Linked DNA regions of Homo sapiens: region 1 is linked to region 2. The links are chromatin loops, found by intact Hi-C in ENCODE. Cell type or tissue: Calu3. All regions are shown on one strand. Links, peaks and the distances in the headings refer to the core of each region. The heading gives the core; the rest is flanking DNA. Region 1 has its middle 130 kb from the start of LINC01814. Region 2 has its middle 58 kb from the start of LINC01814.

The links. Hi-C counts contacts between places; a loop is a spot of excess contacts. Peaks named below come from ENCODE experiments on the same cell type or tissue, not always from the same donor. Only the 100,000 strongest peaks of a DNase experiment are listed, where the experiment ranks them.
Region 1: it touches region 2 in a loop (4-fold over the local background); 2 of 110 quality-filtered maps call a loop at or near these places.

The regions. Positions count from the first base shown.
Region 1 is chr2:8,449,067-8,465,152 of GRCh38, forward strand. No RefSeq gene overlaps it. Among named protein-coding and RNA genes, the nearest start is that of LINC01814, 130 kb to the right of the region's middle. In Calu3, for the core only: no CTCF peak of the experiment used is centred there; DNase peaks (open chromatin) are centred at 8,145 and 8,775.
Region 2 is chr2:8,517,437-8,533,522 of GRCh38, forward strand. No RefSeq gene overlaps it. Among named protein-coding and RNA genes, the nearest start is that of LINC01814, 58 kb to the right of the region's middle. RefSeq lists silencers at 3,609-3,668, 8,769-8,958, a cis regulatory region at 7,594-9,315 and enhancers at 7,798-7,867, 7,918-8,027, 8,908-8,967, 8,978-9,047. In Calu3, for the core only: a CTCF peak has its summit at 8,196 (motif pointing right); DNase peaks (open chromatin) are centred at 7,065, 8,325 and 8,655.

The DNA of each region.
Region 1 (16,086 bases), core at 4,686-12,685, 67 kb before region 2:
CCCAGTCCCACCCTCTCCAACAAACATGCTCCGGGGGACAATTTTATGATGGATTTTTTTCATTTAAAGCTAATCACATTATCCATTTCATCTGCTCTTCTGTACCTCTTACAATTAAAGAGAGGTTGAAAGAGATTTAAAAAAAAATACAGCCACTGATTTCCCAAGACTTGATTTTTCACCTCTAGTCCCCGTTCGTAAGCGCTTAAGACGTTACACTTTGTTCTGCTGGAACCCATTATTTCCCTGGGAGACTCGATGTCTGCTTTGATAGGAGCAATTTATCACCCTGGCGAAATCATGCTACTGTTTGGAAGGCAGGACCAGGATTTATGAATCCTTTTTTACTGAGAATGAATTTAATTCCCAGGGGTGGAAGTGGTATTAAAAGATTCAGCCTGCTGCACCTGTGGCATCTGAGAAGGTGGCTTCCAATATGAGTGGCACGTTCACCCCTGTCCTGTGCTATGAAAGCCTTCACCTTCCTAATGGAGGAACCTTGATGAGGGCATGAAATTCAATTCAGTTGGGTGTGAAACAATGGTTGTACTTAATAATGAATTCAAAGCAATAGAATTGACTTGCACAGCATTTTTACTCTATTTTTAGAGTGTATGAGTTTTTAAACTATTATTTATTGAAGATACTTTTTCAAAATATCCATTTTTAAAAATTTTTAAAGCACCAAGCCAAATTATTGATCTATTGGGGCCAATTCCTTCTTGCAATTTATAGTGTCCAGTTTCCTTCCATGTGTTATAGCCCAGGTAAGACGCCACAGGGAGCACACTGGAATCACCTGGGGAGCTTGACAAGCTATTGATGCCTGGATCCAACTCCAAAAGGGTTTAAGACAATGTCTAGGTACAGTCTCAGCATCAGGAATTTTGTTTAAGCTTCCCAGGTGATTCTAATGTATTATCGAGTTTGAGAACCACTGCTCTAAGATAATAAGTTTGGTATTTTTGAAACGAGCATAGCAGTTTCAAATTAAACATCCTTCCTGCAAATGGTCATCAATTTTAAATGAACCAAGCATGACTTCCTACACTATTTCATTGATCTAGTTGGTAACTGGAGAAATATGTCTTACATCATCATGAACAAATGTACAGTTTCCATAATGAATTGTCTTTACTGTCCTTGAGCTTGTGTGCAAGTCAACAATTCTTGCTAACAGCGGTACTTTTGCTCTATGGATTATTTCCAACCCATCAAACAACTTCCTTGCATGACTTCAATCTCATGCATTACTATTGGATATTAATTCATTGTGCCCAATAATGGTCACTCTTTTGTGCCCGCACCTCTACCCATATTCTCTGCTCCTCACTCATCGCCCACCCACCCATCCATCTAACCTTCCTCCACTCCGCCCTTTGTTTGGCACTGGTATTACAATGACGAATGAGACAGTCCCTGCCTCAAAGGAGCTCACAATCTGGTGCGGAAAGCAGACAAGTCAACAGAAACCATAGGAAAGCACGCCTATGCCATGCAAGAAGTGAGCTGAGGGTCGCAGGGAGCACCAAGAGGGGCCTCTCATGCTGCAGGGGGCAGGGAAGACGGCCGTCCCCATCACAAGAAGTACTGCCATTTGCACAGTGTCACTTTTTGTGTCACTGAACTCTTAAATTATTTATTGATTGTCAGTGTATAACACAGGGATAGAGAGATGCCCACAATAGGTATGTATTACCTGATTCTCTTTGCATCTTTATTCAGTCTTTCCTTGGAACTAAATAAGTATATGCATTCAACAATTAGGTTAATGGTCCCCGTCTTCTTTGGCACTAGAGACCAGTTTTGTGGAAGACAATATTTCACAGACCAAGGTGAGGGGGATGGTTTTGGCATGATTCAAGCACATTACATTTATTGTACACTTTATTTCTACTATTATTACATACCTATTATAATGTAGAATCAGTGGGAGCCCTGAGCTTGTTTTCCTGCAACTAGACAGTCCCATATGGGGGTGACGGGAGGCAGTGACAGATCATCAGGCATTAGATTCTCATAAGGAGCAGGCAACCTAGATCCCTCACAGGTGCAGTTCACAATAGGGTCCGTGCTCCTATGAGAATCTAATGCCATGCTGATGTGACGGGAGGTGGAGCTCAGGGAATGCTCACTCATCCACCACTCACTTCTGCTGTATGGCCCAGTTCCTAACAGCCCACAGACTCATACCAGTCACTGGCCCGAGGTTGGGGACCCCTAAATTAGGACATTAGTGAAAATAGGGAATATCAGGATTTGTGCACCTTCTGATTTAAACATGTTTCTTTGTTTGGGGGTGACGTATGTACCAAAGACTCTTCGTTTTGGTCTGGCTGGTTCCATGGTTCTTTTGAAAGTACAAAGCTTATACCCAGGCACACATGGCCACACCAGGAAGGCCGCGTGCTTACTGGCTGTCATCAGGGTCAAGAATGCTGTGATCTTCCTGGGGCTTCCTTTATAAACATCATTGACACTGGGGATTTCTTCACATCAGAAGGTCAGCACATGATAAAGCATGTGCCTATTTTAAGACCAAATGCAGGACACTGGAGAACAGAAGATAAACACGAATATCAAGAGCTCCTAGACAGTCACCTAGGAGAAATGCCACCATGGAGACTCGGGACAGCATAGGACAAAGTCACCATGTCCACATACTTGAAGGAGCTGAATAAAAAGTCAACACAAAATGGGATATAAATTAAATGAAAGGATCATGGGAGGGTCAGTCACATCAACAAGGGGCCCGGGGCTCACGGCATGTTTGCCTTTCTCTATTTCAAAGGAATTTGGGGTCTGATTTTAATGTTATGATCTCACAAAGTTGGAACTGTAAGGGATATTAGAGATAATTGACCCAATATTAACTTATAAATGGGGAAACTGAGGCCCGGAGAGGCAGATCCATGGCTGAGGCTGTGCTTGGAGCAAAGGTCAGAGACAGGAACTGAAACACTCAGATGCTTCATTGCCAGCCCAGACCTGGCACCATCATCACAAAAGGTCGACCTAAAACCCCTCCCGTGACCAAGACCTCTACTTCCCAGTGCCACAATGACAGCAAACCCATTGGTGGTTAACTCAGACATCAGCTGCAAATCTTGGCCTCCAGATTTGTAGAAGAAACATGGTTTCTCTATTTTCACGATGACAAATTTCATCTCAGAGTCTCGTTAAGCTCCCAGAGCACCTGGTGCCAAGACAAGGGGGTGCCGCAGTGGGAAGGCATGGAGGGAGCATCTGTGGTCCTGGCCCTTGGTCACTATCATCTATCAGTGGATATATTTTTGTTATCCACAAAAATGTTCTCCTTCCATCAGGTCTCAGGGGTCCAGCTCATGCCATTAACTGCTACGTGCTCCTGTCCCAGTTATGGCCCCCTTCAGGTGTCGCAGCCCCCAGGCCTCCCTGGGGACAAGTCACTACTCTGCCCTGTGCTTGTCTGCAGGTGGGTGAGAGAAGGCACAAGGAAGAACCTGTGATATGAGGGACTGCTCCAAGCCTGTCCACCTGAACCGCCAGTGAAACAATTCCACCTGCTGCCACCTGGGAGACTGAATTAAGGCTCCTTTCCTAAATCCTACCCAGGGAACTTCAGCAGTGACACGGCGTTTCTGTCCCCCAGGAATCCTCAAGCATGTCTAGGGTTTCAGTGGGAACCCTCCATTACCCCCTCCAACAGAGGGTTCGGCACTGGCCAGGGTCTGTGCCTGAAGACAGAGCCTTAGACACCTTCTCAGAACTTTTCTCCCCTTCTCCCATCTCTAGAATCTTTATTTAATCTCAGAGCAACAAGGAACAAAAACTGGCTCTGTGCTAGCATTCTTCCAAATGTATTGCTCATACCCTGAGTTCTTCTGAAATTCAAAAGCCAGGTTGGGGTTCCCTGTGCTGTTTCCTTACATCTTCCCTGTGGCAGTGAATGCTTCGCTCTCCAAAGTGGGGAGAAGGCTATGGAACAGCAGGGAAACCAGGAGAAAGAGATTATGAGGAATGATTGAAATAGACTCCACCTCACCAAGATCAAAGTGGCAGCACCTTGGTGGGTGGATGGCATTGCTTGTTCCTTGGCCGCACCTTCAACACCACACCCAGTCAGGTTCCAAATGTCAGTTCCACAGCGGAGATTGCCACAAGCAAGAGACACTAGAGAATTAGGACCGGCCACTGCCCTAGCAGGGACAGAATGCAGCCAGCTAATGGTACGGCAGCAGCGTTTCACCCTGAGGTCCACCACAAGCTGACTTCTCTCTCAGCCATGTCGTCCTTATCTGTACAAGGCAGAGAGCAAAATCTACTTTGCAGTATTCTCATAAAGATTGCATTTAGGGGAGGAATGTCCTGAGCAAGGTGCATGTGTGTGATTGTTGCAGGATAAATAGCAGCCATTGTTGAGATCTTTCTCCTCTGTCACTGCTCACATCCTTTAAAAGAATTGTGAAATTTTGATCTGGCGTCCTTCTGGGCTTACCAGCTGGCATGGTATTAATGAAGAGACACTGGGTCATAATTTTGGTCACAAAACAGGCCATGTGGGGAAAGATGTGTTTGAGAGAAGCCTATATTTATAAGATTATCTGGAAAATGTGAACAATTGCTAACGAAAGCGATTTGGCAAGGGCATAAATGACTCAGGCCCGTTCCCGTTTCTAGAAAAACAACTCAGACCACTTTGTCTCCCCAAGACTATGAATGTGGCAGTTGCTGTGAGCTGCAGCCCATGATACATGCTGTGCAGACCAGGGGTCTCCATCACCCATCGCCCTTCCCTATGGCCACACTGAATCGGCACATGCTCCGGTGACTCACAGGTTCCCAAGCCCACCCCCCAGAGCTCTCAGTCCAGAATTATTGCCATAAAGGGATTCATGGAGGAGAAAGAATTTCAGAAAACATCTTCAGGACTTGCACCTGAGAATGCAAGGGCATTCCAAGTGAGAACAGGTGCAGCCTGGCGGGCCGCATACGCGCTTCCTGCTGGAGACATCCCAGCCTGACCCGCTGCCCGGCACTCACTCATCAGAAGCACATAGCACGCCTCCGCCCAGCCCTTGGCTTCATTTGGGTATTCCAGAGATTTTCCTTTGACGAGTCATGCTACACTCGGATACGCATGGAAACTGATACAACCGCCATACTTTCCATTGTTTTATGTTCAAAGAGCTGGGGGTATGTTGATTGATAATCTCCTAAAGCTGCATTTCATATAAACTTGGAGCTAGTACTGACTAGACCTAGACCAACACCTCCAGGAATAGGTTGCCCTTCAGTGCAGCCCTTGCCAGGGTAAACAGTTTATGATACCGATGTTCAGATCCAGTTTCTTCTAAAACACAACCCAAGTTTCACTATCCCAAGCTGTCTAAAGACCTGGAAGCTCCCATGAAGTTAATCAGTGATGCCAATGTGAATCCACTAAGAAATGGGAACCCCAGAGCACACATTAGCAAAGGGTGTCCAGTCAGTCTCGCAGTGAAACAGGTCAATTATATTTTCTCCCTCACTGTCTCTTTTTTAAAAAATAAGAAAATTCCAAGTCACATACCAATAGCTGGATTAAGATATATGGCTCAGCCAAACAACACAGCAGTGAAATGACCGCCGCAGGCCCTCACCACATGGGCTGTGCCTCCCAGCCCCCATCCTAAGTGCTTCACTTACATTCACTCATTCAACCCTTACACCCACCCTGTGAAGCTGAAACTGTTATTATCCCCAATTGGCAAAAGAGGAAACCAAGGCACAAAGAGACTTAAGTCCTACAACTAACGATTGGCAAAGCCTGGTTCCAGCCCAGACAGTCCAGCTCCCGACTCCACATTTTTGAACACAAATATTCAGGACGTGCAGCCAGACAGCCCCAGGTGGCAGGCCAAGGATGACAGAGTTCCAAAGTGAAGGGAGAGGATTTGCAGAAGCATAACAGCTGTTACACAAATGCTATAAAATCTGCCCAAAGCCACAACCCTCTCCAAGACAGCAGCATCTCACCACCGCACACCCAGTGGATCACAAGATTCGCTCTTCTCTTTCCTCCATTCACCTGTCGCCCAGTCTTGAGACACCCTAGCACCATGGTGCATCCTCACATGGGTGAGCAGGGCCACTGCAGCAGGAAGAGGGGCCCCTGCTTTATGGAGACCAGGAAAGTCAGCGGCTCTAGTGGCTCTCTTAGGGCCATTCCCCAGGGAAGGCCCGCCGGAGTCCAGCACCCCTTAAAGTTCCTCTGGACGTTCCCTGCAAAGTGTAACCTAAGGCTGGGTCCTGGCCTGGATGCCTGCTGTCTTGCCTGGCCTCCACCACACTCAAAGACTGTGAGCTGTGACCAGTGGAGCCGGGGTATTGCCGCAATGACTCCCCGCTCACAAAGACACAGGAAAAGCACCAGGCTGGGGAGATGGCCCTGCGCCTGCCTCCGCCTCCCATTTGGAAAACACACAAAGAAAGGGAAATGGTGCTGTCCAAGATCAGAGCAGACATGGCCAACCAAAGTAGCAGACAAGGAGATTTCATGAGCTCAGTGGGGTTCTTCCCCATGTCGATGGTCAGCGAAGAGTTCAACATTTTCATTAAACACCAGAAAGTATGTCTTGGAGAATTACTGGTGAGAAACCTTCTAACAGAAAAACTTTTTTGGTGTTTTTTTTTTTTTCATCTTGACCCAGATACTAAATACCACATAACTGACACGGCCCCCTTGGAAGGCCCTCTTCATGTTGACCACAGTGCTGAGACACTCAGGGTTGTGCTCAGACCTAGAAGTCAGGGGCAACTGACTAACAGAGGCGCTTAGGCAACAGCGCCTGTCTTCTGAGGATGCTTAGAATATTTTTTCCCAAGTTCTTTGAAACTAGGACAGGCTCTCTCCGACAGTGCGATGGCACACGGAGGGGACGCTGCCATCTCAGAGGCCATTCGACACTGGCACTGTCCTGCCCCTAACACTGGTTCCCCTGGTTCTCCGGATCTCGCTGGGAGGGGACAGCAGGCAGGGACGCATCCCAGCCTCCCCTATTCACCGTTTAGCACAGGGCCAGGCAACAGAAGGGACTCTCACAACGGGCCTTATTAGAGCACAGTGCACACTCAGCAAAAAAAGACTTTCTTCAAAGGGTTCTGGGCAGGAAACGTCAAAGAATGAAGTATCTTGATAAAGAAGGCAACCAAGAAAATGAAAGCAGTCTGCTTTCGGAAACTAAACCACCCTCCCGCTTCCAACCCGGCAAGCCCTTCAAAGGCTCCCGCACGCAGGCCTGTCTGCAGCATTAACCCAAAGCCAGGCTTCTCCCTGCCCGTACAGAGAGCATCAGCAATGCTCCCACCGCCACCCCACCCCACCCAGGCCTGCAGCCTCACCAAGCGGGAGAGGGGCCGGGGGTGCTGCAGAGGAGGCTGGATAAGGCCGGTTTTCTTTGTAAGGTAGCAGATCCCTGAGATTCCCTGCGGGCTCTTCCAAAGCGCGGACTCTGGCCAGAGTTCACGGCCCCTCTGCAGAAGCTTCAACCACGCTGTTCACAAACCCAGCTGAGCGCTCTTACCCAAGGCTGCAACATCCATCATCCGCTATTTCACGGCTCATTTTGGGGACCTAATTTGGAGATGGGCAATGGGCAAGTTGCCCACTAAGCCAAGGGAGAATAGAGGCGCTTAAAAATTGTATGACAAGAGGTGCTTTGTGGCCCTCCACAGACTTGGGCAAGAATCACGCGGACCGCGGGCAGTGGTGCCCACCGAGAGCACCTGGAAGGGCCAGCGTCAGGGGGCGCGCTGGTCAGGCCCCGTCAGGCCCCGACTGCAGCCTCGTCCACTGTGAGGCTGGGGGGACGCCTAGTCGCTAGCTTCCCCGGTCTGGGGCCGCGCTGTCTGAAACCTCTCCAGAGGGGAAACTGAGTTCTCTCAGCTGACGAGGTTTCCAAGAACCCCAGTCCCCAGGGCCCTAGAATGCTGGCTGTGGACCGATGGGATTCTTAGACCCGGGTCACCTGCGTCAACAGCCCTGGGCTGGGCGGAGGGCAGCCCCGCACCTGCACCTGCCCGGCCGCCTAGGGGGTTGGAGGTGGCTCCACCGGACTCCTGTCGGGGCGCAGCCCGGACGCGCCCGGCGGGCGTGGAGGCCGCTCCCGGGCGGGGTAAACGGGCTGGGGCGCGGGGTTAAGGGGCGGGGTGGGGCGGAGGCTGTCTCCCGCCGCGCCTGCCTCGGATGAGGGCAGCACCTGCTGGGCCGCTGAACGCCCTCCCCTCTCTCTACTACCCACCCCACCACCACCCCGAACACCGCCGCGCCGGCTTCTGCGCTCCCTGGGCCCGATGCGGGGGACGAGACGTGGGTGCGGGAGTAATGGAAGGTGCAGGGGAGGTCGGCGAGGGGGCGGGGGTGGGTGCAGGGAGGGCTGAGCCCGCTGTGCAGGTCTGCGCAGCAGCCAGGCCACCCAATCTTTGTGTTTTTTTTACCAACTTTACTGAATACATATTTAGGAGCATGCATACATACATACATACATACATACATACATACATACATACATCTTTTTTTCAGCCTTTCAGGAAACAGAAAGAAGTGTTGAGAAATAAGTAAGGTCTCCTTTACGTGCTGAAATTGATTAAATAAATAACCGAAGAAGCGCCAGGGAGCATCCTGAGCCCGGGTTTGCTAGCCTTCCTCCCCGCGGTGGGTGAACCCATAAAGTGAAATAAAACATCCAGGCCGGAACCAGCGAAGGCGACGTGGAGAGATGCGACTGCAAACACAATCTGCCCCCAGGAACACCTCCCCCCTCAGCTGGAGGTGTGGACAAACAGGAACCAGCGATAGCATTCTTAAAAGGTTAGATAAGGAAGGCAGGTGCAGCCTACCTGGTATTTATCTTCTTGGCTTTTACTTCCTAGAAATATTTATCCTTTATTACCTACTGTACTATATTTAGGACCTCATTGGGTTTCCGGCCGTTTTCTGTTTGGACCGGTTTTTTTCTTGTTACCTTGTTAATATAAGCACGCAGGTTTAATTCCGTTTAAGACTTGTGAAGGATTCTCACCCCTACCCCCATCCCACAGTCTGCCGTCTTACCAAGTCAAGTCAATTTCACAGGTGTTAAATAACATTGAATAAGAAATATATAATCAGCATAAAAATTAAGTGCTGCATGACAACACAGGAAAATACCTCATATTCTGCCTAGTTTCTATAACATTTCTGTGAGCGGCCAGGGATCCTGGCCCCACTATTGCAGTATTTATTTTCGTACTGGTTTTTCATGTATTACTTGAAAATCCTAATTTCCAGCTTAGAGAAGGAATGCATTTCAAATGCGACGTGCCAGCAAGTTGAAGGGCTGGAGAGAAGATTTAAGTCATTTTTTTTCCTTTCTCCAGACTTTCTACTCCAGGTGGGAGTGGGGTGGCTGTTCTAATGGGGTCAGGTTTGAGACTAACGTGCATTTATTGGCCTGCCCCCACCTCTGGTTTTGTAGGTTGTTTTTGTGTTGAGAGCATATTTCATACTGAAATGAGAATTACCACCTTCCTCACACCGCTACTCACATGCACAGAAGACGGGGAGCATGAATGTCTGATGCTCATGTTCTCACAAGTGCCAGCCAGAAACAAGCAGGACACCAGCCCAGACCCCGCACCCCACATGGGCCAGAGCCAGTCTGTGACCAGACCTTCTGCTGTAAGCTGTCGTAACGGAGTCCCAGCTCTGAAGTGATGTCAGGACTCAAACTCAGGCCCCTGGGCCTTAAACATTTGGGCATTAAATCCCATGCCCTCACCACCTAAGCTACACTGACTTGACCCGGCAGAATTTTGCAAGGAGTTGCACACTAACTGGCATCCATGGCATAAACCACATCAGTCATGCAAGTGGAATTTTCAAAAGCCAGAATGAGTTCCCAAACTTTGACTTGGCTCTCATAATCCTAGTGGTCCCTTCCACTTTAGGAACATCACGTCCTTCCCAGGCTGGTCATACAGGTTTCCTGCCACTACTCTGCATACATGCACACACATGCATCTGATACTTCAAATTCACCCAGGCATTCTTCTCAATAACTGATGCCCCAAAGCAATTGGAAATAGAAAGTAGTGACTTTGGACCACTTTTTGATTTCATTTGGCCCTTTAAACACTACTTATTTTGATGAAATAAGCGTGGTTATTCAGTAACCTAGGCTGTATCCAGTGCTGCGTCCTGATCAGGCTAGGTGTTCAGTAAATATTAATTGTTGGACCCAAATGCACTAAAAGAGCCTCTGGCATGATTCTCCCTTACAGCTCTTCAATCTGGATGTTCCCTAGGGGCTGAAAGGTTTGTTCTGGTTCCTGGTTCTCCTCCTCCCTCTTCCCTCTGCTTATCCTGGGGACCACTACCCATGAAGGCAGACCCCTGTAATCAACATAAGCCAGGCTCCAGGAGGGTCTCACAGGACATTGACTTTGCCTTCTCCTCTAAGACCAGCACAAACACAGCCTGAGACTCACCTTCCCAAAGACCAGCACTGCTCACCACCAGTCTCCACGGAAGTCTGCAGTAGCTATAATTAAGCAAGGCTTCCAGGCCAGTAGGTGTTTGCTGAGTGAATGAATGAATGAATGAATGAATGAATGAATACATAACATAAATAATAAACAAGGTTGCCGCCAGTTGGCCCCTTCCTCTCCATCCTTTTCTCTCTGTATTCTTGGACCAGCGGTTGGTTCCCAGGTTTTAGATTGTATAGATCACTTACTTTTTTTTTTTTTTATCTGAGGGCTGTATGGAGTTTCTAACTTTTAATTTTGTCAAGGAAGGTTATTTTTGAGGGACCACTATCCCCATCGTTTCATAAAAGAAACAGCAATTTTCAAAAATACAAGGCTATAAGCTGAGTGCATTTAGGAAAAAACCGTACCATACTTTCCCTTATTTCACCCAGACCATTGAGAACTCTATGGAGAAGTTAGCCCAGTCAGTACCAGTGGGGGAACCTCCCTCTAGGTCATGCCCTCTGCTGATGGCCTCACGTCCCAATCCTGTGCCGTTCCCCAACACCATTCCGTGTACCCCAACTTTGGTGTCAGCAATGACCTCCTTCTTTGTCTCAAAGTTTCCACCTCTCTTCCTTTAAACCCTGCAAAAGTTCCCAGTTACTGTGAACTAGCCTAGACCTTCCTCACACACCAACATTTGGGGAAGGAGATATCTCTCCCTGCTGTTGACAGGTCCCCCAAATCCATGCATCTCTGTATCTTAACACTCCCTTTTAGTTCCCTCCACCCCCCGCTGCTCCATGTTCCCCAGCATCCAGCCAAGTCCTGTCCATATTATTGATGGACTGATCCTTTCCACTAAAGGTAGAGAAAATGAACGCTGAGATTTCTTTAACTGGCAACATAACTTAACTAGATCCTTCAAATCTAGTCACTGTCCAAATATGATTCCTTACAACTGATGTAATAGGCCAATTTATTTTAGAGTCTGAATAAATATCAAGTCACTTTGGCAGCTTTGGAGGTTACCTGCCATGTCGTCAGTGTGCCCAACACAAACAGTGCCACAGAGGTGTTCTGTCTTTTAGACATGAAGAAGGCAGTGTCTGAGTTGTTTCCTTGGCCTAAAATGACCTCTGCCCCCTCCAAATCCCGTCCCCCTCTCAAAACTTAATTCAGGTCCCTCCTCTGTGGAATCTTTCTTGCCTATTCCAGCTCTCTTGAATCTCTTCTGCCTCTGAATCCAACATCACTTCTAGTCCTTCAAATTAGCATTTTATTATCAGGTTGTCTTGTCTTGTTCACCACGGTTTCACGTGGGTTATTCTGGTCTCCCTAAGTGGATTGTTGTGGGCAGGGCCAATCTCTTCATGCCTTTTTCCTTGTCTGGGTCCTGCCCAAGAGTACCAGGCATAGGGCTGAGAACTAGGAGGAGCACAGATGTCCTTACCAGGTGCGTGATTAGATCTCTCCATCCATGGTTGGTCCCTAAGACAGTTCCTTTGTGACCAGAGACAGGAATCCACAGAAGAGTTGGCTGGTAAGACTGTTACCAGAAGCAGGGGAAGGGATTTTACCCTGACCTCATTAAAGCAACATTCTGGAAAACAGTCCCACCTTCTCATAGGATTCTAATTGAGAAGTTAAAGGGGGAAAAAGTGAGCAACGGTAATACTTGCAGTGCATTGTACGGCCTACCCAAATAACTAGACTAAGACATGGAACACAGGCACTGTAAAAGACATACGGGATGCTAAAGGGGCTCCGAGGAAAAGGAGCACTTCCCTCAGGGAGACATGGGCAGTGTTCACAGAGATGGAGGCAGTGGTAGGAGGCACCTGGACTGTAGAATCAATCAGACTGGGTTCAAGTCCCAGATCTGTCATCTGCTAATTGTATGGCCTTGGGCACTGGAGTGCTTTGCTCCTGGAAATGTGGTCTGGGTCACAGGCATCACCTGGGAGCTTGTGACAAACCTGGATCTCCAGTGGGTGGGAGGCCCTACTCCAGGCTTGCTGGGTAAGACCCTGCACTGAAGCAAGTTCCCCCGAGGAAGTGCAAGGGCACATTAGAGGTGCTGCAGGGAATGATGCTCAGGGCTTGTCACCACTGTGTATGGTCTTACAGAGGATGTGTCACTGTTGTGTGCAATACTATAACTACATGGGACATAAAAATGGGTCCATGGACCAAGTATGGAGAGCAGTGGAAAGATAGATACCAATTATGATAACCTTCTTTGAGCCTGGATAGAGGGAGCTGGGTCTAAAAAACTGTTTAATTACATGACCCAATAAATTCCCTACTGCTTAAGTCAGGCAGGCTAGGTTTTCTACACTTGAGAATTAAACAAGAGTGCATTTCTAAAGCATCTAGTGCCCTGCTTTGGCCCACAGTGGGAGCTTGGGAGCTTGGTATTGAGAATTGCTACTGCAGTGATTGTTATGGTGGTTGAACTTGAACTTGAACTTGAAGTCTCTGTAAACTTTCAATGACTCCAATTTAAATGTAGACAAAGAAGGAAAAGCACAAGACAAATGGTATTGACCTTTGGCTAATCTAGACAAAAATGGAGCTTGGGAGACTATTCTCTTTGGGAGAATAAGACTGGGGACACAAAAATGGAGGGCTTGAATGTATCTGAGCAGGAGATCAGGGTCAGCATGCAGACTTTACAAGGTTGGTCAGTTCTCCTAGAAGGAGAAATGCTTCTTCCCTCTCTAGATGCTTCCTTTCGGTAGCCTTTCCTACTGCCCACCAAGGGACAGAGAGTGCCTTCCAGTTGATATTTTAGGATGCATGACTGGGCAAGCTTGGTTCAGTTCTGGTCTTCTTTTTCCTCTCTGGAGTGAGCCTGTTGGTGAAAAATAGGAGTTCTCTGCTGCTGCTCTGGCCTGTTGTCACCCTGCTCCAGGAAGTCATCCTTGGGCCAGCCCCTCCAGTGGCAGACACCTGCTCTGGGTTACTGCTGCAAAGACTGGATGGCTAAGTCACTTAAACTGAGGTCAGCACAGCCAAGCACTTAGCCACTGCATGCAAAGTCGTATTTGCTAATGTGACATCTGTCAAGAATAAAGACACCTCCATCTTTACTCAATGTTTCATCTCTTAACCTACTCAAAAGTCAGGCAGGGAGGAGGGGGGCTCTTTTGGGGACCCCATGAAAGCTGCTATAGTCAGGATAAATCGGAGCGGGTAGAGATGGAAATTGGGGAGCAGCTTTGAAGCCTCTGTGAAGGGTGAAGGCTGTGCTGGTGAGACAGCAGGTAGAGGAAAGGACAGAACGGGGCAGATGTCAGAGAAGGAGAAAGGAAAGCCCCACAGGCCTCACGGGGTTGGGGGTGTGGCGGCAGCCAGGGGTGAGGGGCTCTGGGGCTGACAGGGCATCTCGATGGAAAAATCCAGTGGGAAACAGAATTGTGGGCTGCCAGTCATGAGGGAGGGAGAGGAGTATTGCATGGAAATAAAACTGACACATAGTGTGGATGGGATCCAGGGGAGAAATGCGGAGCATGCAAAGGAGTCAGCTGAGGACGGAGCCACGGGACCTCTGCACTCGGGAGGCTGGAGGAGGAGGAAGATGGCGCCTAGAAGAGCGAGTTCCCCGGGAGAGAGGTCAGGGAGCGAGGAGAGGCAGGAAACTGCAGGGAGGCAAGGCCGGCTGCAGGAAAGGAGCCCGGAAACCTCACACGCTCATAAGCAAACTAGAGAGTCCAGAAGGCCACAGAGAAGACCCAGGTGGGCTCCAAGGGCAAACAGGTCCCAGACCTGAAGGACCAGACATCTCTTAGGAAGCCCCTGTCCCAGCAGACAAGGAGAGAGAACCTGTGCCAGGGGCTGGGGAGAAACCCGCGCAGGCAGCCACACAGCCAGTTTGGATGCCAAGCAAAAACAGCCAAGGGCATCCGGGCCAAGTCAAATCACAGGCCACCAACCATGGCATGGCCACCCTGTGGGAGCATGAGCAGGAACTCTGTCTCTGAGGCAAGCAGAGCCCCCTCCGCTGCCCGCTCCCCAATTCCTGCTCCATTGTGGGTGCAGCTTCTGATGACTTCAGCGGAGATGAATCCCAGAGAGATGACTATTTTCTCAAAGTCATGCCTTTTTTAAGCACTAAGTGGGGAAAAAAGTTAAAAAAAAAAAAAGGAAGAAGGAAAGAAAGAAAGAAAGGAAGGAAGGAAGGAAGGAAGGAAAGAAGGAAGGAAGGAAGGAAAGAAAGAAAGAAAGCAAGCAAGCTGCACAAAAAGAACCACAGAGACTCCAAAAAAAAAAAAATCTGATAAGCTGCATTCAAATCACCTACTTAGAAGAGAAATTAATGTTAACTGCTAGGATCAAAGAATGAACTAAAGACACGGCTCTGAATTTTTAACCCCAATTTTTCATTCCAGTCACATGCTATGACTTCTCTGTGGACTTCCGACATTGATTCCACCATTGGAAGCAGTGAGTGCCTGGACCCTGCAGCCTGCAGGGGGTTCCCACCTGCCCGCCTCAGCCTGGCTGCACCCGGCCTGGTATAAATGGACCCTCCTACTCAGACATAGGCCGGGCATCCTCCCTTAGCCCCACAGCCCCCACTTACCATTCAACAGGTATCCGACATGTGACATTTGAAGAGAAAAATTATCCACAGGATCATCGAGGGTCAGAATCTTACTAAACTGGCCTGGTGTGGTGGCTGAAGCCTCCAATCCCAACACTTTGGGAGGCCAAGGCAGGAGGATTGCTTGAGCTCAGGAGTTTGAGATCAACATGGGCAACATAGGGAGACCCCTGTCTGTATGTCAGAAAAAAAAAAAAAGAAGAATCCTACTAAACCATCTCTCCTGGGGATGGGTTGTTTTTTAAAGGGGAGGTCAATCATTAGGGTGGTACAAAAGTGACTGTCGTTTTTGCCATAGAAAATAATGGCAAATGACTAATCTAATATCACAAGAGAAACATTATACTCAAAGTATTTTACAATTAAAAAATAAATTATACTTTCTATTTTGTAATATCTCACTGTCTCCACTAGTAAGAATGGAGGGTGGGAGAAGATTTGTGGCATTCTCAAATAAAGCTTCTGCAGCACCAAGGATATTTTCAAAGACTCTGCAAGGCCAACTGAAAGAAACTATTTTCCCAACAGCATTTCAGGAGAAAGTAAGTGTTCTACCAAAGTAATTTTTCTAATACGCTTGGGCTGAACACTTAGACATTCTAACTTCAGTTTAGAACCAATCTTATTGTTCAGCACTATAGACATTATGGAAAGAAGACTCGACTTCCAGTGAACTAAAAAGAAAAAGCCCCAGTGCATCCAGGCCAGCTGCCCGACTATTCAGCTCGTGCACTGTTACTACGTGCTCAGTACTCATTAAACCTTTCGCTAGCCCTAATTACTCAGATAAAAGCAAATGTGTGTATAAAGTCCATATTAAAATATTATCACATCCTTCCACACTATCATTGGGCACTGTTTTCAGATTTTCTCCATTAAATTGAAGACATTCTCAGCCAGTGGCTCACACCGGTAATCCCAGCACTTTGGGAGGCGGAGGTGGGTGGATCACCTGAGGTCAAGAGTTCAAGACCAGCCTGACGTGGTGAAACCCCATCTCTACT
Region 2 (16,086 bases), core at 3,672-11,671:
CCCCATCTCTACAAAAATACAAAAATTAGCTGTGTGTGGTGGCACATGCCTGTAATCCCAGCTATTTGGGGGAGCTGAGGCAGGAGGATCACCTGAACCTGGGAAGTGGAGGTTGCAGTGAGCTGAGATCATGCCCCAGTACTCCAGCCTGGGTGACAGAGCAAGACTCGGTCTAAAAAAAAAAATATATATATATATATATATATATAAAATTATTTGATCCTCGTGGCAACCTTACAAGATGGGCACTGTCAGCCGCCATCATCAGCATCTTACAGATGGGGAAACTGAGGTGGGGGAGAGAAGCAAGTTGCCTAGTGTCCTGAGTATCACACTGCTAGAAATTCCTGCAGCCTGGGTGCAGGCAGTGGGGCTCCAGTATCTGTACTTTTTACCAGTTTGCCACTCTGTTTTGATGTGATTTTTTTTTTTAATGTTAAAGGTGAGGTGGGGATAAGTTCCCAAAGGTGCTCATTGAGTCCCACTGTTGTGGAGTCACTTTCTGTGGAGTCCTCATGACAGGCCCTGGAGGCAGGAGACCCGGAATCACCTACTCCCACAAGCCCATGCCGGCCTGGCTCAGCCATGCTTTTAGAAAGTACTCCCAGGAGGCTATTGCAACACTCCAGGGGCATCCCCTGACATCCCTGCACCTGCCTGGACATCCTGTCCTCTCCTCCTTTCTTCCAGCAACTTCCTGGGTCTCAGGGAGGGGGGTGGGATTCCAGTGGGGTGCGGGAGTGGGAAGCACTCCATCCGGGCCGAGGGAGGAGTCATTTCCCAGCTCCAGTCAGCACCTGTTTCTCCGCCTCTGGCCCATGGTAGGAAGGGAGCTGCCAGGCATCCCGCCCTTGAGGCCTCTGAGCGAACGAGAGCTGGTTCACAAGCTCGGAACCTGGAGGCTCAGAATGCGGCGGCTGCTAGCTGTGTGACAATGGACAGGTCACTGAGGTCCCTGGCAATGGGTGGGAGGTCGTTAGCGCTCCTTGCCAGGATAGCCTCTAAAGCCCTTCCTCGGGGGACCGGTCAGCACATGCAGCCTCAGCCCTCTCCTGCCTCAGAGTGACATCACTGCCTTCGGGGCAGCCCCCTCACCAAGCAGCCTGTGTCCCCTTAGTCTCCGTAATCCTCCAGCCATCAGCCACTCTGCCCTAGCTCTCTCACAAACATTGGGGGGTTTGGCCAACAGGTGTAGTAGCAGAACACCAACATCAGGGTGCCCACCCCACAGCATCATTATTGCTGAGTGGGAGCATCTCTTTCCAGATGTGCACTTATCAGTCTCTCATTGGTAGTTCAGAATCGGGATGGGAGAGAATTAACACCACAGACGTGGGAAAATGCTATAACTTGGGGCTTTTTATTTTTGGTGGGGAAGGGTGTCAGTTGTTAAACATTTACCAGCATTTCCCTGCAGCCCAGGGTAGCAGGCAGAACAGGACCCTAGCTTACACCCGCCATGTCCCTCCCTATCCTCCTCTTCATCCCAGGAGCCCAGCTAGGGACCGGGGGACTTCCAAATAGACAGTGCCCTTTATGATGGTGGGTGGAGTTCACACGTCATGGGGCCAGAGCACTGGGACACATGCGTCTGTATCCCAGCCCTACCATTGTCATGGGGTCTCTAAAACATCATCCCCAAAGTCACAAAGCTGCCCGACCTCAGTTTTCTCATCTGCAAAAGGAGGCTTGCTGGAGATAGCAAACAGAACAGAGCCTGGAAACTATGATGCCAGCCTCATACCAGACACTGCTGTTTGTGCAATAGCCCACTGTTCTAGTGCTTCCCCAACCTTTCCACAAGTTTTTCTTCCTCCTAATTCACTTTGATCTCCACGAGCTCTTAGAAAATCACCCAGTGAAGTGTGCCTAAAATTTGGCAAACCCAAGAACAAAGAATTGCTTTTCACAGAAGTGCTTATAAGACATGCCCAGCTCAAGACCAAACTGTGAGCTAAAAGAGAAATCACCCCTTCAAGCTTGTCACGTCTCCTTTCACAACTGTGGCAACTGAGGCTTGTTCTAGGCCGCAAACCAAAGTACCATAGAGCTGAAACAGAAGGAGCTAGTGTCACACGTTGAAACTGGGAGAAATGGCTGCTTTCCACAATTTACCCACCCGAAGTGTGATGTGTTTCTGACTCAAACATTTCTTGAAGAATTAATTTTGCACAAATTGACTTTAGCCATCCAGCACCTGTTGGTGTCACCTCCTCTGCTGGGCTCTCTGGAAAGGCCCATTTGCCCTCTCCTCTGTCAGATGGAAGAGTTAGAAGGCATTTTCAAAGCTTCCGTGCATCCAGGGGTCTGGATAAAAGTTAGCCTGCACCAAACAGATACCTTTAAAAGGCAGTAGTGAGGTGGGTGCCCTCTTCCTGCAGTACCTGACCGCTGCTGCCACAGCGTAGGCACAGAGACATAGGGCTTTCCAGCAATGACAGCCCAGGGTCCATCCTCCAGTTCCTGGGTGTCTTGGTCTGGCTTCCTAATCCCCAGATGGCAGTTTTGAGTGCTCCTTTTCCATCAGAAGCAGACGCAGCAGCAGCTTCTTGCTTTCAGGTCAGCCCTAGGAGCAGCCTCAGAGGTTACAGCTCTCCCAATGTCCAGTTCTATATTCTTACAGGAATGATTCCAGAAGCCCAGTTTAAAGCCTGTTTCTTTAGGTCTTCCATTCCCTGTATTAAAGCCTTTTCTGTTTAACACACCTAGAGTGGTTTCTGTTTCCTGCAAAGAGGTCTAATACATCTATTCTTAGGTTCCCAGATCTAGGCAATTTTCATGCTTTGTGAATTTAAGGAATGGCTGCCCGAAAAATCTATGAGTCTCTGTAAAGTCCTTCCTGGACCCTACAATCATCTCCAATACATTGTCAGTAAAATACTGAAGCTCCACCTTCCTTGGGCCTTTCTATTAAGAAGCATCTGAACTTACACTATGCTGGGCTTTCTCTTACGCACACAAGACAAATAAAATATACACTGATACAGTTTGATCCCCTATAAGGAAAATTTTAGAGGCTCACACTAAAGTATGCCCCATCCAAGACTTTGAGTGGACAGAACCCCCTGTAGACTGATAAAAAGCTGGAGTATCATTCTCCCTTTGTAAACTCTTATAGCTCTATTTTAAAACCAGGGCAAGGCCAGGGTCTTCCATGCCTGGTCAGCAGAACACAGCTTTGAGTCCAGCCACGACATGTCCCCTCCTGCAGGGTCATTACAGGTCACTCACTAATGGAGAAAGACTTGGGGTGGTATTAGCTGGGACAATTGTCCTCTGCTCCTCTTTAGACTCCATCCACATGTGCAGGGGTACAGATCACCCCCTCAACCACCATAAGTGAGATCACTCTTAGGAAAAGCAAAATCCCATGTTCCTTGGCTCTCTTCCGAATTCATCCCAGTCATCTGATTTAAGAAGTAATTTCAGATCATCTTCCCATTTCTGCTTCATGTTGTATCATCAAAAACACGTGTCCAGTTGGTTAGCAGAATCAGAAACATACATCAGTCTCGATAGTAGAAGAGGCAGGGATTTTCCTGAGGAGTTAGTGTCAACCTCTGAAAGATGAGGCAGCAAGAAAATCACAAACACTAAGAACGTGCTTGCAAAATGGGGGAACTAGGCTTTTCCCAGCTCCCTCCCCCACATCCTCCTCTCCCTATGACTGGCTGGCCCTGGGCCCCTGCAAGCCCCACCCCTACCCTCAGCCCTAGCCCAGACTCTAGGGCAAACCCAGGGAGCAGAGACGGGGTCTCCCTCCCCCACCCCATCATCAGCCCAGACTGCCCAGGCTTGCAGCCCATGTGCCCATGGACTGGGCCAGGGGAGCCCCACAGGTGGCCTTGCTCTCTGCAAACAGGAAGCTCAGGGCTTGCCCTAGACACTGTCTCCTGAATCAACTCTCAGTCTGGCATATTTCACAGCTTTCATTTCATTATGCTTTAGTAGACTTTTAAATAAATTTTTTCATTGAAAGTCATATATACATGATTAAAAAAAAAAAGCCGGAGCACAAAAAGATATATAATTAAACAGGAAGCCACGTTCTGTTGTCAGATCCAATACCCTACGCCCCAGAGGTAATCACTTTCAAGAGTCCTATAGGTTCCCTTCCCAACAAGTCATCACATGCACAGGAGGGGCCATTACATGCACAGGACCAACAGCTGCTAATTTAACAGATTTTTCAGACTCTCCCTCCTTGCTATTATGTTTAGAAAGCCAGATCTTTGCTTTTTCAGCCTTCCTTGCAGCAGGAGATGGGTACGTGACCCTATCCTGGCAATGAGATGCACAGGTGAGTTAGCCTGTGGCAGGGAGACAAGGGGCCAGGTGGCATCCAGGAAGCTCTTACTTTCCAGATTTAAAAAGAAAAAACAATGTGCCTGGCATTGGCCAGCCCCTTCCTCTTTTCTCATGCTTGGGTGTGATATTTGGAGCTGCAGCAGCCATCTTGGGACCATGGGGTAAAGAGTGTCGGGATAAAAAGCCAACACATTTTATGAAGGCACAGCAGAAGAGAAAGAACCCAGATCTCTAAAGACATTGTTCAGTGGATGAACACATACCCCCGGCTGCTAACCTCCATACATGGTGTTCCATGAGAAAAATAAAGCTCAATGTTTTAACCAGTGCTGGTCAGGTTTTCAGTTACTTATAGAAGAACCCATCCTAATTGATACAATATAGAAGCATCATTAGTGAATTTAATTTTCTTCAAATGGGTGCAGACTGGACAGTGCCCTGCACTTTGCTTTCTTCACTCAGCATGCACCTTTGCAATGTTTCCCATACCCATTCACGTAGGCCTAGCTCATTCTCAGCTGCTTCAGTTTTCTGCTGCACAGAACACATTATAAATAAAGCTGACATCCTACCAATGCACATTTTTATTGGTTGCTTCCAATTTTATCCTACTAAAACGAAGGCCACAAGAAGCATCTCTGTATCTACAACTTAGTGCACTTGTTTCTCTCTGTACAGTAATTTGTGGAAGAGGCAGGCCAGAGACCTCGCCCCTGGCCCCTGTCTTTGTCCCCTGCTCACTCCACGGACTGGGCACACTGAACCCTCCTTGGGTCTCCTGGGCCCACCATTGCCAAGGGCTCACATCTTGATTCCCCTTTTTCTCTACTCACTCTGCTGCCCATCCTGAACACTAGGACATCTACTACCTTGGCCAGAGCCTTGGGTTCCCCTAACCTACATCTCAGTTTGGGTAAGTGGCCTTGAGCTTCTTCCTCGGGGACTGAAACTAAGGCTTGCTCTCATCTGGCTCTCCCTGCAGCCCACTGCTGTCACCCAACCTCACCCCAGCACCTGGGTCTGCTCCCCAGCCCTGCACCATCCACCCCTTTCCAGAACCTGCCCCTTCCTGTTCAGATGAACAGGCCCACATCAGGCCGACTGCCAGGCAAGCTCCCACAGGAAACAGAACAAGCAGCCACACCCCACCTATAACCAGGCTCTGGCCCTGGTTTCAGCACCTGCAACCCACCCCAGAAATTCACACCAGAAACCCAACCTCACAGCCCAACCAAAATCCCATTTGCCACCAGAAGCTGACAAATGCCATTGCTGGGTAGAGGGACACACCAAGATGGAGGTCAGATATCTAAGAACACGCAAAACAGGCATGCAGATTTATGTACCAGCGAAAGCAGATGCATGGAACATTCCATCAGATCTGACTGGTTTATGCTCACCAGCCTGTGCCCAGCCAGCCAGGGCATGCTAAGAGCTGAAACACGCAGGGGAATGCTGTCAGCACAGATGTGCAGGTGACATTTTCAGGGTAAAATCCTGTCTTCTAGGGCAAAAAGCCATCTTCTCTGGCTGGCAGATTCGCAAGGCTGCTTGCATCCAGGCCACAGCCTGCAGTTCCCCCTCCAGCTCACTCCTCTTCACTCATCCCCACCAGCCAGCTACACCCAGGTCTTAGGGAACATCCAGAAGGCAGCGTCCTCTGAGACCACCTGGTCCAGTCCTCTGATTTTACAGATAAGAAAACTGAGGTCCAAAGAGGTCAAAAAAGTCACCCAGTTGCTTTGTGACAGGGCCAGGGACACAAACACTAAAGCCACCTTCATTGAGCACCTCCTCCTATGCTCCCAACTCTCCTTTGAGATATGTAGCATCGCTCCCTTTTCATTGATCAGAAATTGGAGGTTGATAGAGGTCAAGGAACTAGCTCCAGATCACACAGCTGGTGAGGAGCAGAGCTTGGGTACAAACCAGCCAGACAACCCTCCATCCAGGACTCCATCTGCCCCAGCTTTACTAAGGAGGCTTACATCCCCATGACACCACTCCTAGGACAAGAATGAAAACTGTGGGTAAGAGAGGAAGAGAGTGTATGCATTCACCAAAGGGAGGGTTATTATTAAGCAATGAAAATGCGAAAATAGTGTCTAAAACAGAATCTTGCAGGTGTTCAGCCATCTCCTTAAGCAAGGAAGTGCTCACAAAACAATGGATGGGAGCACATCAAAGGGACAATGGGGCCAAGCATGAGGCTCACGCCCCGTGGAATCCCAGCACTTTGGGAGGCTGAGGCAGGAAAATCACTTGAGCTCAGGAGTTCAAGACCAGCCTGGGCAACATAGTGAGACTTCTCCTCTACATAAAATCAAAAAAATCAGGCAAGCATGGTAGCACATGCCTATAGTCCCACCTACTAGGGATGCTGAGGTGGGAGGACCACTTGAGCCTGGGAATTCGAGGAGGCTGCAGTGAGCTATGATCTCACCATTATACTCCAACCTGGGCCACAAGAGTAAGACTCTGTCTCAAAAAAAAAAAAAAAAAGGAGGGGGGGCACCCAGATCCCGAAAAAGCTCCCAATGGCCAAAGTTGGAAGAGTATGAGCAACAAACTACTATTGGATTATAACCCAGAGAATACAATAAGTACCTATGAGCCAACATCGATATAAATAAATGATTGAACAAATAACAGGAAGAAGAGACAATCCACCCTTAAAGAAGAATTCCAAATAATTTATGTAGTTACCCACCTCTCGAAGAGGTGGAGCATGACTTTCCCTGCCCTCAGGTGTGGGCTGTGTTTGGTGACTTGCTTCCCAAGGGCAGGTCTGAGAAAGGAGTGGGGGAGGAGAGAACTTTGCTGGGAGAAACCCAACAAACACAGCTCAGCCAGAAGCTCAAGGTCATTGGCTGCGATCAGTCCTGTTGATAGGCACGCACCCTTGATTGCATACGATAAAAATGGCACTTCACCTCTGTGGGCTTCTCCCGAGAACCCGTAACCGCGGTCTAACCATAAGAAAAATATCAGATAGCCCAAACTGAAGGGCATTCTACAAAAATACCTGGCCAATCCTCACGACAGCTGTCAAGGTCATCCAAAACAAGGAAAGTCTGAGAAACTGTCATAGACCAGAGGAGGCCACCAAGATGTGACAACCAAATGCAATGTGGGATCCTAGAGGGGAATCTTGGGACAGAAAAAGGCCTTAGGGAAAAACTAGTGCAATCCACATAAACCGTGGCGCTTAGCTGAAAGAACCAACCAATGTTAGTTCCTTAGTGGTGAGGAACGTGCTAGGGAGATGCAAGCTGTCACAATGGGGAAACCAGTGAGGTGTGTCCAGGAATCCTCTGCGTTATCTTTGCAATGCTTCTGTAAATGCACAGCCGTTCGAAACCAAAGGTTGCTAGTTTATAAATACACCGAGATGAGATGTCCCACTATCTTGCTAGGGGAGTCGTTCCCAACTGACCACCCATGAGACTGGTTGGGGAGATTTTCAAAACTTTTCAAAGGCCCTGCCTGGGATGAAGTGAACAAGCATCCCTAGGCCTGCGGCCTGAGCATCAGGACCTTGACAAGATCCCCTGGTGATTCTACCGTGCATTAGGGTTGAAACCAGTGGCCAGGGTAGGACAGGAGTTAATTGCACAGGGCTTCCATGGAGTAAGATGGAGCTGGGAAAGGATGCTGGAACTCTTCAGGCTGCAGGAGAGCTGCATGGAACGGACTGCCGCCCCTCCCCGCATTACCTCTGAAGGGCTCCTTGTTGGAACCTGGACATCTCTCACTCCCCTGTCCTGGGTCAGCCGCTGCTGGCGGGATCAGGTGGTGGAAGGGTTCAAATTTCCCTTGGGTGTTAAAATGCAAAGTGACCCTAACCAGCCAGGAAAAGAGCAGGTGTCCTCTTTCATCCAGCTGGGGTCACTGTCCCCTAAGGGGCCCCAGGCTGGTCCTTCCTGTCTCACTGAGGTCTCAGACCTCATGCTCATTGGGACTTGGCTGAACTCCAGGCCGTCAGCCCAACAGCGCTAAAGCTACAGCCAAGCCGCAGAGAGCCGTGGCCTCCCACGCCCCACGTTGCTGGGCAGAGAAGGGAAGCATTTCAGACAGGCAGGCTGGCCCCTGGCCAGCAGGTCTCCAGATGCCATGCAACACACACCTGAGCAGGGTAAGAGAATAGGTGTGTGTCAACAGTATTTGAAAAAGAAAATAGCTGCACAAATACAGCACTTGTTAACACAGGTGTTTACAGGTGGAATTATTTTTCCAGGGCTGCTATCTCCCAGCCTTCTTTGTGCTTCTCAGCTCACACCTGCAGGGACTTTCCTACGAAGCCAAGGCACAAAGGGGAAGTGGATAGTCCGTATCGATTTTACCACGGAGGAGGTCAGCGATCAGCTTCAGGCCTGGCTAGTTTTCACAGTTTCCCTTGCTGGACTCACTTCCATGTTTTCAACCTGCTCTAACAGGATCTGGCCTGCGCTCCACTTCCTGCTTGGCTAAGGCAGCTGCTGTGACCACCCCAGGCAGTCACAGCAAGAAGCCATTTCCTGGGGCCAGGGCACGCTGGCTACTCTCGGGACATAATTATCTATCTGGTCCTTGTCTCCTCTCCCCCAGGAGAGGCTCAATGTTTGTATATTACAGATAAGGAAACTGACACACTTGTCTGAAGTCACAGGGCTAATAAGTGGAGGATGTTGTGCCGACATCAAACCAGGGAAGAACCCAAAGAGGCAGCTGCAAAGGGCTCCAGAAGTGTCTCCAAGATGACCCCCCCACCACCACCACCACCGCCCACACCAGGAGCAGCAGTGCTCTCTGTGGGACACCCAGAAGCACAGACATTCAACTTAAAATAGGATCTCATAGAATAAAGCAGTCCGTCAGGTGGTAACAAGTCCCAAGGTATTAAAAATTATAGAAGAGAAACTTAATGCCTCTGAACAGCACACTTACAAATGGTTAAGATGGTCATTTTTATGTTACGTGTGTTTTAACACGATTTTAAATTTTTAATTGACACACTTATGAAAGAGAAACTTAAAATGGAGAACGTTCTATTCCAGAGGGAGACCTAGCCAACTTGCATCACCAATTAGCCTGTTTTTGGTAAATGTACCCACTTTTTGCATTCTGAGAGAGAACTCTGTCCTCTGGAAAGACTTTCTCTTAGATGAGCCTTTTAATTCATGCAGATGTGGGCCGGAGTATTTGAGTATTTCCCGTTATATGGGGGAAGCACTAAAAGGTGAACTGCCCTAAATGCAGATTTCTCAGTGTGAGGTTTTAGGTGCTCTGCTTCACATGTAAAAGGCAAGACAGGGGACAGGAGTGAAGACAAGGTGGGGAGGGAACAGAAGAGCAGGCCCTGCTCCCCACCCCCAAGGCAGTGAGGAAACACCCCCACCAGCACCCTCTAAAAGGTTGGCACAGCAGGCAGGCTCCAGGAGGGGATGTAATCCTCCTCAGTAAAGCTGTTGAAGATGGCTGCCTGGGGACGCAGGGAGGGGCTCAGTCACACTTGGGGAGAGGCCAGACTGAAAGAGCAGGGCCAGCAGAGATGCTGAGATCCTCTCAGCCAGAGGCCACTTGTGGAAAAGTCCAACGGTACAATCTGGGCAGGAGGTGACAAGGGGCAAGCAGGGTGGACTGACTCCCAGGGTGCTCAGAGAAGCCTGGCAAGGTCCGAGTGTGCTGCAGGCCCCCGAGATGGCAAGTGGAGAACATGGAGACATTTGCCATTGGTAGCTTTTGATGTCCTTGTTCCTACAAGCCAGGGGGAAATGTCATGACTTGATTTTGGCAGCGAAACCCTTCAGCCCAACTTGAAGAGCAATGAGGCTTCCAAAAATGTTAAGAAACATTGCTCCATTCCAGCCTTCCTCCTTCACCTCCTCTCGCAGACTAGCACCACCTGTGTTCCAAGTCACAGATGAAGAGTCCGAGGGTCAGAGAGGCGGGGTGTTCACAGGAGGGTCTGTGGTTTGGAGGCTGTCCCGGGTTGAAGCCCAGGTGTCTTGGTTCCTAATGTGAGTCTTCCATCCTCTATAACACTTTTTCCCAGGAAAAGGAGTTTCCCTGAGAGAAGGGGGGAGTCTGGCCGCCTCCAAATCCCTGCTGGCTCCTCCAGAGGCCACCTCCAGCCCTGCCTCTCCCTCTGCCTGGCAGACGAGCCAAGGAGTGCCAGTACACAGGCTGCAAGCCGCTGGAGGCCAGTGACTACAGGGCTGGCAAGGGGAGAGAGAGACTTGAGAGAGGATGAGATTTTCAAAGCTCACCACCAAGAAGTTGAAAGGTTTTCCATTTGAACTATGGCAAGTCTCTAAAAGATGAGATGGTGTCTAATTAGACATTATTTTACATCATTCAAATTAAGATGACCTCATATTATAATTACAGATCTGCTACATTACTTGGAAGTAATCAGCATGACAGGCTATCCTCTCTGCCTACCCTTTTGGAAGCTCCAGGCTTCACACTGACCTTCTCCTGCTCCTCCACCTTCCATCAGAGATTGCCCTTTGGAGGGACAGCATCTACCAGAGTCCACACAGCAGCAAGCAGAAGCCTCCCCAGCACGCATCTCCATCCAAGAGTGGAGATTCGGTGAGCATCTGTGCACCAAGGACATGGGTCACACAAGGAGACGGACCTTTCATCAAAGGACATTATTCCTCTTACTTTCCATCAGTCCAGGGATCCCCTCTAATGGGCAAAATGTCCCCCACACCCATGCTCATACACACACACACACACACACACACACACACACAGGTACACACAAACACGCACAAATACAACACACCCACAGGGGCAGTTCTATGATACAGACTTGTGTCCAGTTTTAAACCTCCACCCACCCACACACAGGGCCCTGTCTTCTGAGCCCTTCTCGCTCCAGGGCCAGCATGTTTCCGGCACATCCTCGGTCCACTCGATGTGTATTCACCTGCCAAAACCTGAAACGTACAGACACATTCTCAGCTGAGCCTTGCACAAATGATCAGCTCTGGTTCCACGGGACTGGCTCTCACTTGAGCACCCAGGTTGAGCAAACTATTTCTGTTCCCTCCGATCCTGCAGTTTCACCTGGGATGACAGCCACCTGGGCCATCACTCAGAGGCACCCCCAATAACAAGCAGGCCGGGCTACCCAGGCAGCAGCCACCTCTCCAATGTCAGGGACATTCTGCAGCTCCCTCTGACTTAGCACTGCTTCATGTCTCCTGGCACCAACTTCCCACTCCATGATGGGTGACATTAGCACCCATAAATAATCTTGAAATAAAGAGAGATAATTAATATTTAGCTTTGCCAGAGGGAAGCACTTAGGTGAAGCCATCTTGTAGTCAGAGGGGCTGATGCTTGTCAGCTGGAGGGCAGGACTAATGAGATGCATCAGGCGGTGGTGACAAGGAGCTAAAAAGCAGCTCCCTGGCTCCAAAGTGACTTCCACAGGACAAACAGACTCCAAGAGTGCAGGCAGATGTGAGCCCGCACACAGGCGGTCTTCCATTTCCCACCCACATCCTGGGTTCTAGGGACCTGTGATCAACTTCAGGCCATCTGACTAGGCTTGAATACCCCCAGGGAGGGGGTGTTCACTTCCAGTCCACTAGCTTTGGGACAGCAGAAAAGAGAATTGGGGCTTTGGTATCTTAAAGGCCTGGATTCAAAGCCCATTTGCCCCTAGACCCACCCCTTCTCCCCCATTCTGTGCCTTCTTTCCTGGGGAGGCGTCTCAATGCACACACAGCATCCTCACCAGAAGCCTGGGTACCATGCCACCTCCCCCTCACCCTCAGCCCCCACAACCAGTCCATTGCCTGGCCCTGGAGAGCCTGCCCCCTTCAGCTCAGGTATACGGGCCCCAGGAAGACCACCTGCCACCACCAGTCGTCATCAGCTTTCTCCTGCTTTTTGCAATGGCCTCCTACCTGGGATCCTTCCTCTGGTCCACCCCTCTACTCCTCCATCCCAAAAGCCATCCTCCAAACTCCTCTCCAGGAAAGGCTTCCAGAATACATTCCTGACCACACACTTTCCTACAGAAAATTGCCACGTGCAGGACAACTGCCCGACTCCTCAGTGCCACCTCCCGAGAGCTCCACACTCAGCCCCAACACCTGTTCCTGCAGCACCTCCAACCCCAGCCCTGCCCCATGCGTGTATACACAGGAGTGCACATCCACATATGTGTGCACCTGCGCACACACACACAAATACCCTCTGGCCTGTCTGCTGCCAGCTGCTTCAACCTCCAACAGCTGTGCCTGCGGTCATGCAGCCAGGCCTAGATCCAACTGTGCCTGGATCATGCAGCCAGGCCACTGGTCAACAAGTCACTATCCACTCCTCAAGTCTCAGTTTGCTCATCTGTAAAATGGGAAAGATAAAATAATACCACACCTCTTGGTGTGGAGGGGTGCTATAACCTCTCAATGAAAAAATGTATCTAAAGCTCTGGGACCATGTCTGGCACATGTAAAGAGTTTGATAAATGTTCTTTGCCTTTCCTCCAAAAATAGCCAGGGCTGCATCTTAACAGACATCAACTGGGGTTGGGCAAGTGGGAAAAGGGAAGGAAGATTGGACAGGGCAGAGGGAGGGGCAGGGCTCTTTCAGAGGGTGCCAGGAGGGTGCAGGTGTCCATCTACACGGGTTGTCCTGCAAAACATCTCTGAGACAAACTGTAATAATTCTTTTTTTTTTCTTTTTTTTGAGATAGAGTTTCACCCTGGTCGCCCAGGCTGAAGTGCAATGGCACAATTTCAGCTCACTGCAACCTCTGCCTCCCAGGCTCAACCGAGTCTCCTGCCTCAGCCTCCTGAGTAGCTAGGATTACAGGCGCCCACCATCACGCTTGGCTAATTTTTGTATTTTTAGTAGAGACAGGGTTTCACCATGTTGGCCAGGCTGGTCTCAAACTCCTGACCTCAGGTGATCTGCCTGCCTCGGCCTCCCAAAGTGCTGGAATTACAGGCATGAGCCACTGCATCCAAACCAAACTGTAACAATTCTGATGATTTGGATGAAAATATTTACACAACAAGCACATCTGAGATAAAAAACATTAGAATCTCTTTAGACTAATTTGTTCAACACAAACACCAAACCCAAGCTGCTTCAAAATGAGAAGGAGCGAGATGGTATTTCTCCCTCTTCCATGGCTCAAAGACACACAGCAGAATAGTATGGCTGGGAGTAGGCAAGGAAGGGCCCTTGGCACTCACAGCACCCGCCAGGTGGCTCCTGAATGCTAGGGGGTCCTGGGCTGGTGAGTTTCTAAAGGAAAAGGATTTCTCTGGACGGAGGGCTGTGTACTGCTCTGCATTTGTAGGGGAGATCTTTTATACCAGTGCCCCCCCCCCCCCAACCCGCCATGGTGCGTGCCATCTGCACACCCACACAGGGTCCCACACACATCCAGGCACCGGGAGAGAGGGCAGGAGGAGGAGGTAGAGGAGACGCGGGGCAACGATCAGGAAAAGAGAAACACAGAGGGAGACAGTTCAAGAAAGTGAGAGACACAAAGGAATGGAGAGACAGAGAGAGGTGTAGGCTGAAAGAATGAGAAAGAATGGGCTAAAAATAAAAAGACAGAGGCACAGACAGACAGATAGAGGAAAGGAGAGAGAGAGAAAAAGAGAGAGAGAGAGCAATGGGAGCATATTGCTTTTCCCCTGTGTCGACATTTGCACACATGGTACAAAAGCAACAGTGCAGGAAACTGCACAAATCAAGGAAACGGGCAGTGGCACCAAACCATATTAACAGTCACTGCAATCTCCCCTGCCACACACATCAGTTTCACTGAAGAATGCACTTGATGAAGCAGGAAAAAGCATTAATTTCATTATGTCTCTATACTTGATGACATATTTTTAATATTCTGTGTGAGGAGATGGGAAGGACACACACACCCTTCTACTATGCTCTGAAGTGAGAAGTTGACTACAGGAAAAGCACTTATGTGAGTTACAAGCTAAACTAGCCACTTTTTTCATGCATCATCATTTTTATTTGACAACTGACAAACTATATTTCTTCAGACTTAGGTATTTGGCAGACATCCTCTTGAAAATAAACAAAGTAGGCCTGTTCATTCAAGGCAAACAACTGACAGCGTTTATTGTCAACAACAATATCTAAGATTTCAAGTGAAAATTAGAATTTTGGGAAGCTTGTACTTGACTGAGAGCACTCCAAGACTTTTCCACAGAGATTGATGCTGATATTAATTATGGCGGCTTCTGGATATTGAACAATGAAATGTGTCAACATTTGGAAGATCTTCATAACTCAGTAAACCGGTAGTTAACATGACAATGTAAAATCATGCATGGACAAAAGATCTATTCAAAGAACAGATAAACCAACAGACATTAAGAGTACTTAGTCCTGAGGACTGGATGCTTCTCTGGAAATGAGAATAATAACCTCCCTTGTAAGAACATGCTAGCAGTGTCTGACATGTCATAGACATGTGATAGCTTCTGTTCTTAGATTACAGAGGTGGTAAATGAAGTATCACCATGGCTCTACCCATCTAACTTTAGTAGGCCCCCTACCACCACACACACAATTACCATAGCATGCTCCCAATACGATATCAGCTCTTTGCACTTGGCTGGGCTGGCCTGCTACACCCCAGTGCAAAGTGGAATTTCTTCAGCACATTGATCATCTTGTAAGCATCTTCACTCACAGCTCAGTAAACAGCCAACATTGTCCCAAAGAGTAGCAGCCCTTCAAGTATCCGGTCATGTGTCTAAAGAGCTCCATATCCATGCATGTGTGTGTATGTTTTTGTTACTGAAAGGGCATGGGGGGGGGCCACGTCTATACCGGACTACAGAGAGTGAAGCTGGCATTTAAAATCTACTATGCTTTAGCAATTGCGAAATATGCAATGCATCTTTTATTTATTATAGTCCCCATTCTGTATAAAAAATAAATTTGTGAAGTGATGGATTTGTTAATTAGCTTGATTTAATCATTTCACAATGTAAACATGTATCAAAACATCACATTGCACCCCATAAATACAGACAATTATTATTTGCCAAGTAAAAATGAAATGGATAAAAATGAGCTTGGTGGAGCGCAGAGCTGGCAGCACTGTGCTCAGCAGCTTAGCAGCTTGCTCACCCCATTCCACGAGGGATCTGGGAAAGGCCCACACTGTGGCTCTTAGAGCTGACTCCCAGCCCAGCAGCCCAATCTGGCCCAAACAGAGGGTATGGCCCTTACCCTAGCGTCAACTAAAGAGAGAAACCAGAGCATTCACCCATCTCTTTCCCCACCTTTCCCCAGAGGTCTGGAATATAGATTGTGCTTGAGCACACAGGACATGGTTCTGTCTCAACGGAGCCAACATCTTGGCCTAGCACAGGCCACTTTGTGACACTCTGTCTTATCCCCCAGGAGCACAGCCACATGGGCAGAAATCAGGAAGAGACAGCCAGCAAAACACCAGGAGCTGGGGCAGACCTGGAACAGTCTCCCTCCCAGGACCAAAAGGAACCGACCCTGCCTGCACCTTGATCTTGGACTCTGGGTCTGCAGAACAATACGTTTCTGTCGTTGACGTCACTCAGTTCAGGGTACCATGCTGTGGCAGCCATGTAAACTCATAAATCCTGCCAGAAGCTATTATCACACCTATTTTACAGGTGAAGAAACTGGAGCTCTGGGAGATTAGGGACTTTGCCCAAGGTCACTTGGCTAAAAACTTACTGAGCTAGAGTTAGCCTCTCTTTTCACAGCCCCTCAACTGTGGGTGTCTCCACCATCTCCCTGGCCCCG